2 separate regions of the Homo sapiens genome follow, and region 1 is linked to region 2. The links are chromatin contacts, found by Hi-C or POLR2A ChIA-PET in ENCODE. All regions are on one chromosome and are shown on one strand. The core of a region is the stretch at or near the end of the contact, and the rest is flanking DNA. Distances in the headings are between cores, read along the strand shown.

Region 1 (5,366 bases), core at 1,077-3,576, 190 kb before region 2:
AGTTGTGGTAAGGCAAGATCACGCCATTGCACTCCAGCCTGGCCAACAAGAGCGAAACTCTATCTCAAAAAAAAAAAAGAGGGGTGGGGAAGGCATGTAGGATGAGGGGCAGGTAAGTAGTGAGACAGGGAATGGTTATATTCTTGTGAGACTTTAGTTAGTGCCCAGTAGATCTGCATTTTACATAAGATAAGGTGAACTTCTGAAGGAAAAAAAGGGAGTAAAGGAAGAATTAATTGTGCAGGTGTCTCCGGGTAGGTGGAAGCATGATTAATCTCATCTTCGCTTTGTTCTGCACCTGGAAAGATAAGCTTGGAATCAACATTATCCGTGTAGAAAGGAACAACATTGGTTTCAGGAGCTACATTTAGATTGCAGACCTAAAGTTACAATCAACATGCCCTCATTTTACGGGTGGATATACATCTTGACATCTTGAAAGTTTTTGAGGCAGCAAAATATTTAAGTGTGACTGATTTGTGGGGCAAACATCTGGAGCTGCCTGAGGCCTTTTGCATCCTGTGGGGGTCTGGCTAATGCTTCATGCTTTCACACAAGCTTGTGAAGTAGCAGCTTTGCACTTGGCAAAAGCATGGCAGTGTTGTGTGGCACAACCTCCAGGCTTAACTTTCTCTTTGGCATAAGGAGTTTGGGGATCCTGAGATTCTTTTTATTTTCCTTTATAAGTTTTACTTTTTTAAAACCTAAGCTTAACATTACATATTTAAACAACTGTCAAAACTTACTAAGTTGCCAGCCAGCATTCACGCACAACTAGAAAACATGCTTAATTTATATTAAACCAGAAATATATTACCATTAATATCTTTCAGTACTAAATACTGGGGAAAAAAAGCAATTATTTCTGTAGAAGATTCATCCTGAACAATGTTAACTTATCAGCAGGCTGACACCACTTGCATCACATTTCAAGAAAAATTGAAAATCAGATACATTGGTAGTGTACAATCTTGTACACTACCGAAGAATCATAGCTGGATGGGTGCAGTGGCTTCCACCTGTATTCCCAGCACTTTGGGAGGCTGAGGCGGGAGGCTTCCGTGATAGTTAAACTCTGCCTGTTGAAAAAAAACAAACCGGGGATGGTGGCAAAGTCACGCCTGTAATCCCAACACTGTGAGAGGCCGATGCAGAAGGACTGATTGAGTCCAGGAGCTTGAGACCAGCCTGGGCAACATGGAGAAACCCTGTCTCTACAAAAAATACAAAAATTAGCTAGGCATGCTGGTGCATGCCTGTAGTCCCAGCTACTCGGGAGGCCTAGGTGGGTGGGAAGATTGCTTGAGCCTGGGAGGTTGAGGCTGCAGTGAGCCAAGATGGAGCCATAGCCTGGGTGACAAAGCGACACCCTGTCTCAAATAAATAAATAAATAAATGAGTCACAGCTTACTTTGGATTATGTTTAATTAAGAAAAGCAAAGTGCATACAGAGATTTATAACTTTAAAAACAAAAAAAAAAAGTCTTTTTATATGATCCAAAGAATAAACTCAAAAGTCCATGACAAATAGAAGTTCTAAACAATTGTTTACAAATACTTTAGGTATAATTACAGTAAAAGTCAAGTTCATTTGAAATCACCAAAAAAAAAGTTTCAGGTTGGACACGGTGGCTCACCACCTGTAATCCCAGTATTTAGGGATTTTCTTACAATAAAAGGCATACAGGTTGATTATTTTAGGCATACAGGTTGATTATTTTAGGCATACAGGTTGATTATTAAATGACATGATTGCCCATATATAAAATTTTAAGGAATCTAAAAACAAAAAACAGCTTCCAAAACTAGTGAGTTTAGAAGCACAGAGGATGCAACATAAATATATGAAAATCGATTGTATTTCTATATAGTAACAAAAAACAAGTAGACACTAAAATTAAAACTACTATGTTGTTTATAATCATTCGAAAAGGTAAATACTTAGCTATAAATCTCACAAAACATGGACAGAACTCATAAGCTGAAACCTACACAGTGCTGAGGAAAACAGTCCCTGGATCATCCTGCAGCCTGGAGGGCACCGCCTCGGCGGCCCGGCTGACTCTCACGGCCCTGGGACTTTCAGGGTGGAGCGTGAACAGGCTTCCGGGAAACATCTTCCATCAGCCAAACCGTCCCGCTGCCTTATTGAAGAAGTCCATCTTCCAGTTTTTCTGCTCATATCTCTGAATCTCTCCTTGGCAAAGGCTCACGTGGGCTCCGGCACGGGCGTCATGCGGAGGACAAGGAAGGGGAGCCGCGCGTCTGGGGGTGACTCCCGGAGCCCCGCCTGCACCCAGGCCCGCCCTTCCTGCGCAGTGGCCCTGCCTGAGGCTGCTTTCCACCAGCGGGAATCGAAACTGATCTAGATGAGAACACATATGTGGAGGGAGGAGACTTGGCTAGAAAGGAGAAAGAGCAAGAACACCTTTATGAGGCAGAGAAGGGACAGTGACGAGGATTAGGGTTCAGGGCTGCAGGCTGCCCCCCTGCTGGTCCCCCAGCTCAGGCCCCTCCCCACCCCTCCCTCTAGCCGAACTCTCATCAGCAGGACCAGGCAGCACAGGGCTTGGCCCAAAAAGAACAAATTGAAGTTATTCAGAGAGCTGAGGAAACCCCTCTTATAGGCATCAACTGGTTTCCAGGAAAAGAGAGATGTTAATAGCTGACCCCACCACTGCAATGACTCTTTTGAGCCCTAAAGCAAATAGAAAAATCACTGGGGTAGGGAAGAAACATTTCGCATAGTGGTGCTCAGACTTTGGTAAGACAAGAATCTTCCAAGATTTGGGTGCTTGGGGGTAGGGCTAGAAATGTGCATTCTCTTTTTTTTTTTTTTGAGATAGGGTCTCGGTCTGTTGCCCAGGCTGGAGTGCAGTGGCTCAATCATGGCTCACTGTAGCCTCGACCTCCCGGGCTCAAGTGATCCTCCCACCTCGGCCTCCCAAGTAGCTGGGACCAGCGACATGCACCACCACGCCCCGCTAATTTTTTACTTTTTTGTAGATGCAGAGTCTTGCTATGTTGCTCAGGCTGGTCTTAAACTCCTGGGATCAAGTGATCCTCCTACCTTGGCCTCTCAAAGTGCTGGGATTATAAGTGTGAGCCACCATGCCCAGCTGAAAGCTGCATTTTCAGCAAGCCTCTCACACAGACCTTGGTTTTGTGGGCCCTAAAGATTACAAATATAGGGGGCATCTTTAAGAAAAATAATTTCTTTTTTTTTTTTTGTCTTTGAAACAGACTCTGGCTCTGTCACCCAGGCTGGAGAGCAGTGGCATGATCTCTGCTTACTGCAGCCTCCACCTCCAGGACTCCCACCTCAGCCTCCCAAATAGCTGGTACTACAGGTGCACACCACCACGCCCAACTAATTGTTACATTTTTTGTAGAGACAGGGTTTCCTCATGTTGTCCAGGCTGGCCTTGAACTCCAGGGCTCAAACGATCCTACCACTTTGGCCTGCCAAAGGCTCGGATTACAGGCATGAGCCACCGTGCCTGGCCAAAAAATAATATCTTACTTTACAAAACTAGATGAGCATCTGTGTGCATTGCTAGTGGGGCCCCACACAAGGGAAGGACCCTGCGGCACAAGCCTCGTAGCCCTTCCCATGAGTCCACTTCTGAGCCAAGAGGATTTTGATGCAGGAAGAAAGAGCTTCCTTGAAGAAACACAGACCAGTGCTTTAGTCACAGCATTACTGAGCACCTGCTGGGTGCCAGGCCCTGAGCTTGACTGTGGGGACCACAAACCAAGAGGGCACTGACCTTTCCCACCATGTATCATTAGAGTTGGTGGTTATGAAAATTATTAAATGCACTAACACGCTATGAAGGAAATGTAGTCAGTGTTCTGGGGGGAGAAAAGGGGGCCGGCAGCTAAGTGAAACCAGGCAAGTTACTTTAAATCTCCAAGCCTCAGTTTCCTCATCTGTAAAATGGAGCTCATCACAGAACCTATTTCATAAGGTTGTTGTGAGGATTAAAAGAGCTAATGCCTGTGAGGTACTTAAGTCCGTGCCCGGCACAGAGTGAGCACTCTAAGTTATATCTGTGTTTTTGCATATCGGACCTGTGATTGGTGAGACCAGGGTGGACTTCAGGGAGGGGGTGGGCCTTTGGTTTAGGACAGATGGTGCATTCCAGGGACTGCAGGGAGAAGGAGTAGAAGAGCACGCTCCTCTCTGTGTGTGCACTTGTGTGTGCATGTGTGTGTGTTTGTGCACGTGTGTCCTCAGGGAGAGATGAGCAGCTCCTTGTGACTGAAGAGCAGACATCAAGAAGGAGGCACTTAGACACCAGGTGCTGCAGAAGCAGCAGGGTCCCAGTCTGGAGGCCTCGTATTCCAGGCCAAGGAGATTAGACACTGGGTGCTGGAGAAGCAGCAGGGGCCTGGTTTGGAGAAGTGGGCAGGGGACTGATCTGGAGGCCCTTGTGTTCCAGCAAAGGAGCTCAGACTTTCTCCTGAGCAGTGCGAAGCATCACTGAAGGACTGTAAGCAGAGGAGTAAGAAAGCAGGTTTTGTGTGTCATAAAAATACTCGAGTGGTAAAGAGGCGGAGGGATTGGAGGAGGTAAGACAAACCGCAGGAGGCTGTCTGGGAGGCAGTACAGACATCCAGCTGAGACTCGCACTCAGCTCAGAGCCTGGGCAATGGCAGTGGGACAGAGACAGGCCAAGTAACTGGCCATTTGTGTTATGAAAAGTGCTGTTTCACAGCTTCCTATTACTCACAGTAAAGAACTGCAGCAGGGCTGGATAAGGCCATGGTACAATATTAACTTCACAGAGATAGCAGGTCATCTGATATGAAACCACTCCCTGGCAGACGCCTGGTCTGTCTGGCAACCATGTTGGCACCGTAATCCCATTTCATTTTTTTTTTCTTTTAAGACAAAAGTTTCCCTCTTGTTGCCCAGGCTGGAGTGCAATGGCCCAGTCTCAGCTCACTGCAACCTCCTCCTCCTGGGTTCAAGCGATTCTTCTGCCTCAGCCTCCCACGTAGCTGGGATTACAGGAGACTGCTACCACACCTGGCTAATTTTTGTGTTTTTAGTAGAGGCGAGGTTTCACCATGTTGGTCAGGCTGGTCTTGAACTCCTGTCCTCAGGCAATCCACCGGCCTCGGGCTCCCAAAGTGCTGGGATTACAGGTGTAAGCCACTGCGCCCGGCCCATGATCCCATTTCTGAGCACATACAATCAATTCTCATAGTGTGGTCCCCTCTGCCCATTTCTCTGTGGGCAAGAGGTTCTGAAATACCCAATATAAAACACTGTGATGGGGCCAGGCACAGTGGCTCATGCCTGTAAATCCCAGCGCTTTGGGAAGCCGAGGTGGGCGGATCAGTTGAGCTCAGGAGTT
Region 2 (5,572 bases), core at 2,504-5,003:
ATTATAGGTATGAGCCACCACACCCAGCCTCATTTCTATTAGAGGATAAAAAAAAAAAGCTAATAACAACCTGAGACTTACAAAGATTATACTATAGAAAACCACTGTGCAACCAATTCAACCAGTCACTCTCTCACTTCAGTTTTCATCTTAAATCTTTAGTTAGAAATAGTACTTATTTTTGTTCGTTTTTTTTTTTAATTTTGAGAAATAGTACTTTAAAATAAAACTAACATGGTTTGATCAGCTTGAAATAAGATTCATAAAATGTACCTTTTGATGTTTGTTCTGGAGTTTCGATGAGACATGTAAGTAAGAGTTCTGTGCAAAAATATTGGCTACAAAAAGAGTTTTAAAAATGTTAAAATTGAATACAGATGCAGTTATAAGAGAGAAATAATATTGATGAATTTTGTTGACTACTTACTGCTATGAGATTCCGAGTTCGAAGAAATCTATAGATCTGTGTTGGCTCTAGGTAATAGGAAACAAAATCCAAACATGATCTAAACTTACTTGTCAGAAAAATATCAACCGAGACCATGTTATAATCAATATAAACTTATCATCTGCTATGGAAATCACGCACTATTTATATCGCACTAAATATTTACATCAAGAAAGTATGCACAGTAAGATCAAAAGGTATTCAATCAATGGCATACATTCACAAAGTTCATCTATGCTTTTTATACTGAAGGTTCTCTACAATATTTTTCTTAAGCCTTTCTAAGATAGTTATTGTTACCGAGCAGAACTCAAGAGAAGTAGTTGTACTCATTTAACTTAGCTAATTTAAACTATTTATTACCGATTTTCTTCCAAAAAGCAGCTGTAATAGGCAGCTGGAGTCAACAAAAGAACTATTGATTGATGCCAAACAAGATGAAAATTTCACTTTTTAAATGGTCACTTAAAAAATCTGTAGTCAGCCGGCCAGGCGCAGTGGCTCATGCCTGTATTCCCAGCACTTTGGGAGGCCAAGGTGGGCAGATCACCTAAGGTCGGGAGTTCGAGACCAGCCTGACCAACATGGAGAAACCCTGTCTCCACCAAATATACAAAAACAGCCAGGCATAGGGGCGGCGCATGCCTGTAATCCCAGCTACTTGGGAGGCTGAGGCAGGAGAATCACTTGAACCTGGGAGGCGGAGGCTGCCGTGAGCCGAGATCGCGTCATTGTACTCCAGCCTGGGCAATAAAGAGCGAAACTTCGTCTCAAAAAAAAAAAAAAAATTGTAGTCAGCCAAAACAGAATCCTAATACATCCTAATACAGATATGATGACATCCTAATACAGATCCAGACATTCCTAATACAGGTATGATGAAAGTCAGTCAAGATTTTTTTTTTCTTTTTTTGAAAAGGGGTCTTGATATGTTGCCCAGGCTGGTCTCAAACTCGTGGGCTCAACAGATCCTCCTGCCTCAGCCTCCAGAGTAGCTAGGATTACAGGTGGGATCCACTGCACTCAAAAGTCAGTCAATATTGAAATGAATCTCGGACACAAACTGCAGCAAAAATTCTCAATAAATATTCCTAATTATAATTTAAAGTTGTATCTATTTTGTTCAATATAAATATTACCTCAATACATTTTTTACACAATTGACAGGTTCACAAAACAGTCTTTCTAACGCTTAAAATGAGTTGAATTAAATTTCAAATTAGTTAAAATGTAATTTGTTATACAGGACTTAAGTCGATGAAAAATACATATACTATTATATCAGTTACATTAATGACCTATTAGTGTCACGTTAGGTCATTATACAGCAGTATCAGAATAAACCAAATAGAAATAACTATGTGAATAATTACATTCAAGTATTTAAACTTTCCAGTAAACAACTTCGAGTTGTTTTATGACCAGATCTAGCTCTTAATGACACTTGACTTCCCTGAGGTCGACTCATCAGAACGCAAATAGTTAAAACTTTCTTGGAGGATGTGTCTTAACATTCAGAAAGAACTTTTAAAATTTCCACCTAAATCTTCAATTGGTTTTATTTTAAATTAACTAAAGGGAGATGAGATACTTTAGAAGGGGTACAAACAAGTATCATTATTGTCACCACTGCCCTTCAGTTCTACATCCTATTTCCAATTAAAGCCTCTCTAGATATTTCAAAGTATACTAAGAAATACGTGAATAATGTGAATCTCTCTGAAGCAGGTTCAATATTCGTTTCCATAAAAACTGAAATTCCTTCTATTAAGTTCCAATTAGAATTTCATGAAGCACTAATGAGAGAGAATGAAGGAAGGGTATTAAACAACGTAATACGTCTTTCTAAGCACAGCTGATACCATGCCCTTAACATATGCCACAGTGAAACTGTAAATAAGGACACTGGGCGGTAGAGCCAAGTTTATTCAAGTTTCTGTAAGATTATTTAGCTATTAAAGATCACCCAAATTATAACACACAAAAGCAAAAAAGGGAACCAATCAGGATATAACATTCCTTAAAGAACAATCAGGATTATTCATAGTCACGATGTTTTTAATAAATTCTATTGTTTGTTTCCAGACACCTTGCTCTCCTTTCCAAATAAGTCAGTTTCACCTTCCAGACAGAACTTAGAAACAGAAATTGACGCAAGAAAATGTTCTGTAAGCCAGGTAGAAAAAGCAGAATTCCGGGGTCGTCTCCAGAGAAGATGCTTGACCACTCTCTGGCTCAGTTTACATATCCACAAAATGGGTGGATAGATTTGAAGGGTTTTAAGCATCCAAAGGTGCCATAGGAACCTGCAGCACCAAGTTAGCGCGAAGGCATTTCAGACTAAGGACACTTTCTTCGGTTCCACTGCACTCATCCCTTCACAGGCTTCATTTTGCCCCTCAAAAGCTACAACCGAAACCCCTGTATTTCTAGAGTCCGAAAGGCATGAAAGAAAACAAGAACCAGTCTCGGGATGTGACTGCGGCTCAGTTCAACTGCTACCTCCTCATCTAAAAGCCGCCTGCTCTGAACGTGGGGCCCCAGTCCCGAGCCTCTTGCGTCAATCTTGGGGGAGTCAAGAACCCGCCCGGACCCTCTTTTCCAGCTCTCCCAAGGCCCTGGACTCCGGATCCCCTGGAGACGTAATCTCCGAAAGGGGGACATCCCCTCAATTCCTCCCTCCACTACCACACAAGTGGACTCCCGAGGAGGAAGGGGGCCCAGCAGAGTGTCCCATCCCCGGTGTTGGCAGAGTGGGTCTTCCTGCCCTCAAAGCCTCGCACACACTCACTCTCAAAGGCCTGGAGGAAAAGCTCGTGGTCAGCCTGGACGTGCTCCATTTTCGGCTTCTTCACCGGTAACACCGCAGCCCCCGCCGCTGCCGCCGCGGAGGAGGAGGAGGAGGCCGAGTAACTGCCACCCCCTCCACAGCTCCCGCCGCCGGATTTGCCGCCCGAAGCCGTCGCCGCCGCCACCGCCGCCGAACCCCCGAAGCCGCCTCCCCCGGACCCCGCGCTGGGCCCCGAGCCGCCCCCTCCCCCACCGCCGTGCTTCTGAGGCGCCATCGCGGTTCCTGCCTCCTCCCCCCGCCAGCTACCCGCCGGGCGGCCCCGGAGAGCAAGCGCCTGCAATACCAACCGCTCGCCCCAGCAGGCTCCGGCGGACCGAGGGGGGAAGGAGGAGAGAGGGGAGGAGAGGGGAAGGGAAGGGAGGAGGAGAGGAGGGAAGGAGGGAGGAAAAAAAAAGTGTCTCCTCAGAGCCCCGCTCCGCTTCGGAGGCCGCTCACCCTACCCTGGCCTCGCTCCGCCCACTTCCCCCGCCCGGCGCTCTGATTGGCCGGCGGGAGCGCGCACCGCCGGGCCGCCCAGCCCGTTGGCCCGCGGATTCCCCCGTCAGTCACGCGGAGGCGCTTCTCGCGGAGGCGCGGCTTGGTTGGCCCGTGCGCGCTGCCGATCGCGGGCCCGGCCGCCTCTTTGAACTGAATTCGCGGGAAAATTAGGGGTCGGAGCGGCCTTCCTGCTGGCCCCGGTGCATTGTGGGGAGAGAAGGACCCAGCGAGCGGTTTAGCGAGTCTAGATCCTTAGTTTGTTGCCCCCAAACACCGTAAGAGTGGTCAGAGAGGTAAACTGGTTGAGAAGTACTTACATACACTCTTCTCTTCTTTAGGATCTATACCTTTTCAGCTCAGAAAGCTGAGAAGGAATCCGGTGTTTTGCGAGTCTTGCTTTTTTTTTTTTTTGAGACGGAGCCTCCCTCTGTCGCCCAGGCTGGAGTGCCAGTGGCGCGACTTCGTCTCCCTACAACCTGCGCCTCCCGGGTTGAAGCGATTCTCCTGCCTCAGCCTCCAGAGTAGCTGGGATTACAGGCGCTCGCCACCACGCCTGGCTAATTTTTTGTGTTTTTAGTAGAGACAGGGTTTCACCATTTTGGCCAGGCTGGTCTCGATCTCCTGACCTCGTGATCCACCTGCCTCGGCTTCCCAAAGTGCTGGGATTACAGGCGTGAGCCACCGCGCCTGGCCAGGTCTTGCTTTGAACGATAGACACATAGGCCCATTTCAGTCTTCTGGCACAGATTGGTTTGGAGTTGAGCTAATGATTTGAATTTCAGGTTGGACAAGATGATCTCTAAGGATGTTCTTCCAATTTTTATATTACGTTAAAATTTCAAAAATCCCAACCTATAAACATAGAACCATTTCATACTCTAAACAGCATTTTTTAAATGTCTACTTGGGTTCTCTATAGTTAACTGCAAAACACTGTTTACAAAACAAGTGTCTCTGGAATGGTTATTCAAGTTGTTTACAAAACTAGTTATCTTTGTAATGATTAAATACCTAAAGTACAGGTTTTATCAAAGCCTTTGCTACTTAAGAAAGTGATCTCTGCAAATGACGTATATAGTATTTGGCATTTCAGGAACACATCTGAAATTAGGTATACCTTCTTACCTGAAATAAGGAATGCCTGTTGTTAAGGACAAGCTATATTTTATATTCAGACAAAAAGTTCAGAATCCCCTCTTGTTTGTTACACTATCCTCTGTAGTCTTTTTTTTTTTTGAGACGGATTCTCGCTCTGTCACCCAGGCTGGAGTGCAAGGGCGCGATCTTGGCTCACTGCAACCTTGGCCTCCCGAGAGAAATACCAGTAAGTTCTCTTGGTAACAAAGCCACAGGCACTGCTAACACTACTATGATTTGTCACCTATTAGTAGTTGAAGGAGATGCTAAATTCTAGCTAGAGGTTAGTGTAAATAAATATATATATTTTTTGTCATTCAAGTTCTCAGACTTCCTGAAGCCTGTTCAAGTTAAGAACCTTTGTGTTATAGCAGCAAGTCTTTTTCTTTCTACTTTACTGTTAAGCTCTTGGGGCACGGATGATGGATGCTTTGGTAGCTGAGGTGTCTATCACTGTGCCTGGCATAGAATCAGGATTCATCCAATGAGTCTTGATGAATAAAGTTGGACACCAGCGCACAAATATAAATTAGGATAATAATGACTGAGTGCTTACTATGTGCCAGGCAATACTTTAAGTTTTTACAAGCTTAACATTCAATTCTCACACCAATCCTCTGAGGTAGACATTTATTAATATCTCCATTTCATAGATGAGG

Evidence for each region. Hi-C counts contacts between places; a loop is a spot of excess contacts on that map. ChIA-PET counts read pairs that join two places held with the same protein, here RNA polymerase II (POLR2A). Pooled maps may share reads with other maps.
Region 1: a loop to region 2 is called in a map with no recorded cell type, with 5 times the contacts of the local background. The contact joins the enhancer-like site here to the promoter of SUZ12 in region 2. A Hi-C loop is called at or near these places in 1 of 168 maps with a recorded cell type or tissue (CD8-positive, alpha-beta T cell), 2 of 37 single-sample maps with no recorded cell type and 9 of 50 pooled maps. POLR2A ChIA-PET finds 5 or more read pairs at or near these places in 5 of 52 experiments (HEK293, WTC11, activated CD4-positive, alpha-beta T cell and 2 more).

Annotation. Positions count from the first base shown.
Region 1 is chr17:32,124,496-32,129,861 of GRCh38, reverse strand. No RefSeq gene overlaps it. Among named protein-coding and RNA genes, the nearest start is that of RHOT1, 15 kb to the left of the region's middle. RefSeq lists enhancers at 2,130-2,189, 2,250-2,469. Within about 2 kb of position 2,326, at least 38 of the 41 ENCODE cell types and tissues checked have a DNase peak (open chromatin) inside an H3K27ac peak, as active enhancers do; they include CD8-positive, alpha-beta T cell, where a contact is called at or near this core.
Region 2 is chr17:31,935,188-31,940,759 of GRCh38, reverse strand. SUZ12 (SUZ12 polycomb repressive complex 2 subunit) reads right to left here and starts at 3,753. Exons shown (of 16, transcript NM_015355.4): 1 at 3,240-3,753; 2 at 428-474; 3 at 274-338. The coding sequence starts at 3,513. RefSeq lists an enhancer at 3,077-3,662 and a silencer at 3,403-3,862.